2 separate regions of the Homo sapiens genome follow, and region 2 is linked to region 1. Evidence: read pairs that join two places in POLR2A ChIA-PET (ENCODE). Cell type or tissue: Panc1. All regions are shown on one strand. Links, peaks and the distances in the headings refer to the core of each region. The heading gives the core; the rest is flanking DNA.

Region 1 (4,435 bases), core at 180-4,179:
TCTGAGCTAATAGGATAGCATAGGAAAACAAATCTTTATTATGAGTTTTTGAATTTGTCACCATTGGAGTTTCAGAATAACATGTCTGTTGGGATATTCAATCTCCCATTCTTCTTTCCAGTGGATTAAAAATGACAGTACTAATTAAAGAAGTAAAGAAAAGAGACCACTGTCACTTGCAATGTATAGACTTGAATTATAATAAGGCTCAGATGAGGAGGAGAAAGAAAAGTTGGAGAAGTATCCTCATTAGGAGTTTCTTTCTAAGCATCAAAAAGCATCCTGAAGATGAATTCTCTTTAAAAAGACGGTGTTTAAGGGGCTGGGGGCAGTGGCTCACGCTTATAATCCCAGCACTTTGGGAGGCCGAGGCAGCTGGATCAAGAGGTCAGGAGTTCGAGACCATCCCGGACAAGATGGTGAAACGCTGTCTCTACTAAAAATACAAAAATTAGCCGGGCGCAGTGGCAGGCACCTGTAATCCCAGCTGTTTGGGAGGCTGAGGCAGGAGAATCACTTGAACCTGGGAGGCAGAGGTTGCAGTGAGCTGAGATCATGCCACTGCACTGTACACTCTAGCCTGGGTGACAGAGCAAGACTGTCTCAAAAAAAAGAGGGTGTTTAACCAAAATTGCCACCTCTGAGTTATTAGATCCCAATAGAGATTAAAGGGAAGAATCATCTAGAATTGATGCCAGCAGATCAATTAACTCAGCCCTACCACTACCTGCCATCCAATGCCCCCACATGGCAAAGAAGGAGTTTGGGTCAGGCCTGAGTAAGTTCTATCTGCAGCACTTACAAGCTGTGTGACCCAGGGCAAGTGACTTGACCTCCCTGATCTCTGTTCTTCTTTTTTTTTTCTATGAGGTACAAAAAATACCTACCTCACTGTAAATTTGTAGTGAGGATTAGAGACCATGTGTGTTTAGAGGAACAAAACTGTTTTGTTGCTATTCTTTATAATCCTCCATTGTCATATTTATAGAGATAGGTCATGAGAACTGAAGAATTTTTTACTTGCTGAGCACAAGCAAAATTTCCATCCTCACACTTGAAAATAGTATTAAGTGGCAGAAAGAGATAGAAACTGGATAGAAAGAGACAGAAGCTATGTCGCTTAACATAAGAAAAGAGGACAGAAAAACCCAGGGGAGGCACGTGGAAGTGTGGGGTTGGAGAGGCTGATAAAAAGAAGGCTCAGGGGAGAGACCTGGTCAGTAGTGGGCACAGGAGTGATACTAGGAGGAGAATATACATCTGGGGAAGATTCCTAAGAGAAAGACTGGGTCTACCATGACATCAATCCCTTTTTCTGTCTCCATTGCAAGATCTTCAGTAAAATCTACAATGCTACAATGCTTTGGTAGGAGTGGGCCCTTCCAGATGAAGGAGAAGTTCTTCAGGTTTGGCCAGGGACAAGGCCGAGGCCATGGCAGATGACAGCTGGCACGTGAGTTCTGTGTATCAGGATCTGACATTCTTAACAAATGATGCTACCATGATTATTATAGTTCTATAGCTTTTATGTTTCTCAAAAGAATTCCGAGGAGGGTGGATCATCTGAGGTCAGGAGTTTGAGACTAGCCTGGCCAACATGGTGAAACCCCTTCTCTACAAAAACATAAAAATTAGCCAAGCATGATGGCAGGTGCCTGTAATTCCAGCTACTCGGGAGGCTGAGCGGGGAGAATCGCTTGAACCTGGGAGGCAAAGACTGCAGTGAGCCAAGACTGTGCCATTGCACTCCAGGCCTGGGCAACAGAGTGAGACTCCATCTCAAAAAAGAAAAAAAAAATCCAGAGAAGTTATCTCTTTTGAGAAAACAAGATGACAAAGACCATGTCAACAGATACTCATGGGTCACAGATGGTTTCATGTTACTTGGCCTCACAGTCTCCACTTGGAAATGTGGGGCGACAATTATTTTTTTTAATTACACTCCCTTTTCCCTTTCAGATCTAAACTCCATGGTTCTGTGTCTCTGTAATTAGTTTTCATATTTTTAGAGGAAGCACTCAGCTTTTTAGCTGTAAACCCAATGGCTTCAGGGACCAAGCAGGTCAACATAAATGAATGAAGCAAACCAAACGTAAAACAAAAGGGAACAGTGGAGATTGTAGCAAACTAGAGGATATAGGAGTTTCTTAAAGGTGTTCAAATCTAATTTTTTTGAAAAGCATTGTGCAGATCAAATTCTACTTTCCAGGACCAAGGTTTGACCTATGACCAAAGAGGCCCAGGATGGGATGTTTAGAATTTGCTTGGTTCTTTTAATCCTATAATTTAGCCGATTTCTGCCTCCATACCACTGACTCATATAGACAAAGTTAGCAGATGCATTTGCTTCTTCAGAAATCAGTTACATTAAATTGAGTGACTGTGGGGCAGCAAAGCTGTCATTATCCTGCGGCCTGGTCATCAGTTATAAAGCTAGTAAGTACAAGCAGCATGTTGGTGGCAATTCCCAGGCTAACTCATATAGTTCTCGGATGATTACACAAGCAGGAATGCATGTGGCTTAATGACAGCTAAAAAAATAACACAAACAACCCACAGCCGAGGACTTTTCTGGGTAGCTGGCATGGCATAGAACAGCTTGGAGACTGGGATTTAGGGTGAGAAGACGTACATTTCAACATTTGCAGATGGAAGCTCCCGCCTCCAGCAGGCTGGTATAGGCTTAATTCTAGTGGTTCTCTTTTTTTTTTGAAACGGAGTCTCACTCTGTTGCCCAAACTGGAGTGCAGTGGTGCGATCTCTGCTCACTGCAACCTCCACCTCCCAGGTTCAAGTGATTCTCCTGCCTCAGCCTCCCCAGCAGCTGGGATTACAGGTGCATACCACCACGCCCAGCTAATTTTTGTATTTTGGGTAGAGATGGGGTTTCACCATGTTGGCCAGGCTGGTCTCCAGCTCCTGACCTCAAATAATCTGGCTGCCTTGGCATCCCAAAGTGCTGGAATTACAGGCATGAGCCACCATGCCCGGCCTATTCTGATGGTTCTCTAAACCAAAAAGTGACTGACCGGCCTTGCAAGACGGTGGACAACCCCAATTCATGGCTCACTTATTATTATGATTTGGGTGGGAGACCAAATGAAAGAGTGTCAAATAAATATGAAGCAGCAGAAGGCTGTACTAATAGGGTCTTGGAGGTAAAAGGATTCTAAAACCACCTCCATCCTAGGACAGAGCAAGAGCCAACATTATGAAGCTAAAGAAACTCTTTCTTGAGCAGCTGTGGTCAGCAGATCTATTTGCAAGGCATGTTGGGGAGGCAGAGGTGAAGAGAAGAGGTTGCCAACCTGAGGAGGGCTATATTGCAGGGGTGAGGAGGTTGGGAGGAAAAGCCATGCAAAGTGACTGTGGCTCAGGGCAAACCCCAAGTCAGAGAGGAGACTTCCCAGGATGACCAGGACGCAGTCAGAGGGAGGCTCTGCAAGAAATCTAGGAAATTGGCTTGAGAAAAGGGGCAAAAGCAACAAAGGGAGCAGAGACCCTGAGCTCTTATTTAGGCTGAGCTAGATGAGTAGCTAATGTTTACTGAGCTCCCTGAAGATGCCAGGTAATGTTTGAAGTGTTTTACATGTATTAACTCAGAGGCCTGTACCGTTATTATCCCTCCCCATTTTACAAGTGAAAAAAACAGACATCTGGAGCTTAAGTCCCTTGCCCAAGGTCACACAGTTAAGAAGTAGCAGAACCAGGATACAAATTCTGCACTTTGGCCTCAGAGCCTGTGCTCTTAACCACTCTCCCAGGCTGCCAGTCTTAGGGAGTCAGTCCTGGAATTGCTTAGCGGGGCAGTCTGCAAGATGGTTCTATGTATCTGTGTATCAGTTTGCAAGATGGCTTGGAAGAAGACAGCCAAAGGGAAGAGACAGAGAATCATCTCAAAAGCAGGACCAGGTCCAAGAGCTCAGGAGCACGCATGCTTGGGTTGTGGGGGAAGGGGTCATCCCAGGGAGATGAAAGGGAGCCAGCATCCCAGAAAATAAGGAAGCCATTCTCCAAAGGTGAAATCAGCTTCCACTGACCAGGTGTCACTTCCAGTTCCTGGGAAGGAGCTCTGTTGTGAAAATAAGTCTGTGTCCTGAGTGTAATGGTAAATAAGCTTTAACAGGGATAGAACCTTTAGGAGGGCTTAAAAGGCCAGCAGCTCTGAGAGAGGTCATATGGGGACACAATTTGCCTAAATGAGGTAAACTTATACTGAGAGCAAGCTTTAGTGTCAGCTGGGGTGTCGAGAAGAAAAAACTCAGGAACCAGGGGTAAGGAGCATTGCAATGAGGTGAAGGAGATGGCCCAGCTAGGGACTTTGGAGAAGAAAATCTTGTTCTGTTTTACGATTTTGCTCAAAGCTTGTGCCACATCTTGGAAACAGATGAGGATGCTGAGAGAGGAAGACCCTTTGTGCTGGCAGCACTCAGAA
Region 2 (4,435 bases), core at 282-4,281, 330 kb after region 1:
TGCGCGACGTCGTGATTGATGCTGAGAATCACCCCGAAGGCTTGGCACCCGAACATTTAGAGGGACAGATTTCTCGCTCTCCTCTCTCCTGTCCCGTCCCCTCCGCTCCAGGAGTGACATTTTTTCCCCAAGAGTGGGGACACGGATTGAAGGCCGGAGTTCCAGCCAGAACTCTGGTTCTGCGCGGGCCAGATGGAGCTGTTTCCGTTGCACAGACGACGTCCACAACTTCCCATCGCTGGGCGTGGCGAGGAGGGGCTGCCCCGGGCTGCGCGCCCTTTACGCCCAGGGACAGGGCCTGGGGACATCTGAGGGAAGTGATCCGGGGGGCTGCCGCCCACCGAGAGGGGCAGGCTTCGACAGCGCCACCCTGCCGCACATGCCCGGCGCCTCGCCGGCCCTCTCCAAAGGTGTCCAGGGGCTGCGCCGCGACACTTTCCACCGAGCGTCTGCCAGCAGCTGGACCCCGCTCTCCAATGGCCGCCGCCGCCAAGTCCCCGGGGCTCCCGCACTCCGGGCCGGGCGCGAAGGTCACCGCCCTGCACCACCTTGGGCTGCGCGTCCATTTCCAAGAGGCAGGCAGTGGGGAGAGGGGAGCGGGGGCGCTGTGTTCCCTTTCCCTCTCATCACTAACCTCCCACCTTCCAGCGGTTTCTGAAAGTGAGTTAAGGGGAGCAAAAGTCACTTCTCTTTCCGGAGCCATCAGAAGAGTTTAGGAAAAGGTCAGAGGGTCTCTCTGTCTCTCCGTCTCTTTCTCTCCAACCCCCTCCTCTCTCTCTCTCTCTCTCTTTTTCTCTCTCTGTGTCTCCTTTTGTCCCTGCCTATCCATTTATTGATTGACTATCTTTCTAATCTATTGATTATTACCTGCCCATTCATTCCCCTTTCCATCCATTTCCAAAATAAGAAATCGCCCTCTGCCCTGCTTCTCCTCCCAGTGTGAAAAATACACTCAGCCTTTGGGCTCGGCCCGCAGAACAGAACTGGATTTACATTTACAAAGCAACAGGGTTGAGGTGAAGGCAGCTGACGGGCGCGCACCCCCTCCTCACCTACTCCCCGACCCTTGCCCCGCTACGCCTCACTAGAGGTGCCTCGTGGTGGTATTGAAATCACCGAGAACCGAATTCACTGAATTAAGGAAGGATTGTTGCTGCAACTAAGTTCACAGAATTGTTTAGCTAAAAATATTCACTTTGGTGACAGTTTCCCCAGCTTTTTTTTTTAAAAAGGGGGGAATTGTAAAAATACAGAACAGCCCAGAGAAGAATTTAAGAAACGCTTTGTGTCTATCACTCAAAATTTACAAACGTTAGGAATTTGTAGTTTATTCGAGGTTTTTTGTTGTTTTTGTTCCCCCCACCCCTCCCCAGGAACTGCGTTTCCTGTTCTTCCTCTCTGCCTGGGTAGCTGTCATTCTCTCATTCTCTCTATCTTTCCTTCCTTATATTCCGTCGTGCTTTTTCTTTCTTCCTTCTCCCGTCATCTCCACTACCCTCCCTTTTCCACCCACCCCCCCGCCACGGGCTTCCTTCTTCCTGGAAAATATACTTGGAAGAGCAGTTTGGTGATTGACAGGGACCTGGGGAGGGGAAAAAAAGAGAGAGAGAACCAATGACAAACCCAAGCTGCTCGAGATGACCCCTCCCTCCCTCCCTCCCCCCCCACCCCCACCCCCGGTCTGGGTTGGGGAAGGGTGGGTAGCGTAAGGGAGGGGTCCTGCAGATCAGCTGGAGATACCTGAAGCTGGCTTTGCGCTTTGAGTTTTTACATCCCAATCTTCACAGGCCAGGTCTATTCAAATGGCTTTTTAGGGAGTGGAGGGAGGGCATTTTTTTTTTTTAATTACAAGAAAAAAATGTCTTCAAACAGAAAATTCTTAATGATTTGCAGTTGACATAAATTTCTAGCAGTAGATTATTTGCTTATTGTTTTTGGCATGTCGTGAATGTCAAGAATGAGAGAGCAAAAAAAAAAAAAAAAGCTCCTACTCTGTTAAAACTTAGCAGTCCTGTTAGAAAAATAAAGCAATGGATTATTTGCTAGGAGTTACACACTCCATCCCAAATGAAACAAATGTCAGAGTGGGTAACAAAGTGGAAAAAAGTATAAAGTGAATTTCAAAGGGCTCCACAGTAAAGCGCAATCTGAGATTCACAGAAAAGTAGAGACGGATAAGACAGGAATTAGGTCATCTCGTCCAGACCCCAGGAAATATGTCTAGATCAAAGCCTGCTCTGTTAGAATAAACAAAACAGGACCCATTGGGCCCTACCAATATTTTCATCTCAGTGCTAAGAGCTGCTAATCTAACCAGCTCTATTTGATGAAAGGGAGTAAAAATTACAACTGTAAAAATGACGACGTAATAAATGTCCTCTCAACTCTTAGAGGAAGATAAAGATTTAGATTTGAGCTAAAAAGTAACAAGATCCAGGCCCAGATCAACACAAACTTCCTGGAATTTTAGCACTAAGTAAATTATCTAATCCTAGCCATTGTTCCCTCCCTGCTGCCACCCCTCACCCCCACCCATCCCGTGTACCCCATGCAATTGAGTATGCCAGATGATTTACATTAAAAATTTGTTAAATTTTAACTGCAGTCTGAGGACATTGCAGGGGGCCTTTGGGGTTCCCTTCTTTTGCATTCCTTAAAGACCCACCGGTTTTCTGTCCCCCACCAACCCCAATGTGGCCTGCCCCCCTGGCAGTTGTTGGGGTAGCAGGCTGGACTTCTTTGTGTGGATGCTTTGTTTAAGCCCAGTCTTAAAGTTTGGGCTCTTTTTCCACCGTGAAGGGCAGATGGACAGAGGCCTGGCACGTGTGTCCCATCAGCCTGGCTTGGGGTCCACACAGTTCGGCAGCTCATTGATATTTTCGCAGCTAAGCTGAAGTACTGTGTAAGTACTGGGTAAGACTTTCACCGCCGACTTGATGGCCTTCAACCAATGACCAGGGAACATTCGATAGATAGAAACATCTACAAAAAAGGACAGGAAATCCCAGAGAAGGAAAATTGGACCAGGCTAAATCCCGGGTTGTAGTTCCTTACTGAGCCTGGCTTCCTCTTAACTGTTTAAACATAGGACTTGGCTCCTCTCATGTTTCTGTGTCCATCTGAGCTCAAGTTGAACAAAGACTCATCGGCCGCATGTCAACCTGGCTCCAGTGCTTTCTGAAGCTAGGGACGATGACAACGGGGGTGGCAAGTGTGACTGGCCTTTCCGAACGCCACCAGGAACAGACTGTTTTCTGTGTGTGGCCCCTGGCTGCTCACCTCGCCAAGGGCAATTCCAGGATCAGATTTTTACTTACATTCTGCGGAGGGCTTTGAAGACAAGTGAAACTGCATTGGAGGCCACACACAAGTCGATCCTTCCTTATAAGACCCAGAGTGGGACCTAGTCCAGCTGCACCAGGCATAGCTGAATCCTGACACAGTGCAGTCTGTTAGGTCATGGATGCCTGGAGACCAGGAGGTCACATCATCTTCTCATCCCAACTACATTCAGGATGAGGTCCTGGAAGTCACCTGGAAACAAGGGTAAACATGTAAACATGGTAGACCCCACTCCTGAGATTAGGGCCAGACAAAACATAACTATACTAATCAGCCTGCAGACCTGCTTCTGTATTCAGAATTTGGAATTCTCCATGTCTCATCTTGCTTGTCATCGTAACAATCCACTTAACAGATGACAAAACTAAGGCCCTGAGAGCAGAGAAGGAACATTTGGACACCAGGAGACCTGGAGCTATCACTAGCCTGAATGCCAACTTTGGGCATTTGGCAATCATTGCCTGATCAATGGTACCATTCCCCAAACTGTACCATGAGAGGTTAGACTTCCATCAATAGGCTCCAGTAGCTTCCTTCAAACTCTTGCCATGTTTATAACTACATTAGTGGAATCCCATCTTTACTTTTACTTATTTAATAATTTAAGCTGACTCCCCTTTTAAAACTTAAGTATATTTATTTCAAAAGGAATGGGAAACATTAAATTCATTTATCTCCAATAGTCTTTCTAATCCTGTGCCAGAGAAACCCTTATAGTGCAGAATGGTTTTACACTGGTGACGTTCCCCAAATTCAAAGTAATCTGAACAAATCCCACGGCTTCACTCATCGACACCCTTTCTGGGTTCTCTTCTAACCATCTGTCTCTTGTTTCAGACAAGCATGAGGTCTGTAAGTCTTACAGAGTTTTATTTAAACCCCATCTCACTGCCCATATCTGTCAATACATACCTTAGACCCGGCCTAGAGTTTTCCAAACTGCAGGATGTGACCCACTGGTGCATTATGAAATCAGAATATATAATCGCCAGGACTATTTTTTTTAATGTAATAGAACAGAAAATATCAGAGTATACCACATGTAGTAAGGGTAAGTGGTGTCTTGTGAAGCTTTTATTTCAGTTATATATAT

The links. ChIA-PET counts read pairs that join two places held together with the same protein. Peaks named below come from ENCODE experiments on the same cell type or tissue, not always from the same donor. Only the 100,000 strongest peaks of a DNase experiment are listed, where the experiment ranks them.
Region 2: POLR2A ChIA-PET joins it to region 1 with 10 read pairs; 1 of 35 experiments calls an interaction of 5 or more read pairs at or near these places.

Annotation. Positions count from the first base shown.
Region 1 is chr16:51,463,272-51,467,706 of GRCh38, reverse strand. The region is part of intron 2 of LOC102723323 (a long non-coding RNA gene); the gene reads left to right. Among named protein-coding and RNA genes, the nearest start is that of HNRNPA1L3, 180 kb to the left of the region's middle. In Panc1, for the core only: no CTCF peak of the experiment used is centred there; a DNase peak (open chromatin) is centred at 2,479.
Region 2 is chr16:51,130,482-51,134,916 of GRCh38, reverse strand. LOC105371253 reads left to right here. Exons shown (of 2, transcript XM_017023963.3): 2 at 112-1,169. The coding sequence ends at 716. Among named protein-coding and RNA genes, the nearest start is that of SALL1, 19 kb to the left of the region's middle. In Panc1, for the core only: no CTCF peak of the experiment used is centred there; no DNase peak of the experiment used is centred there; H3K4me3 peaks cover 330 bases.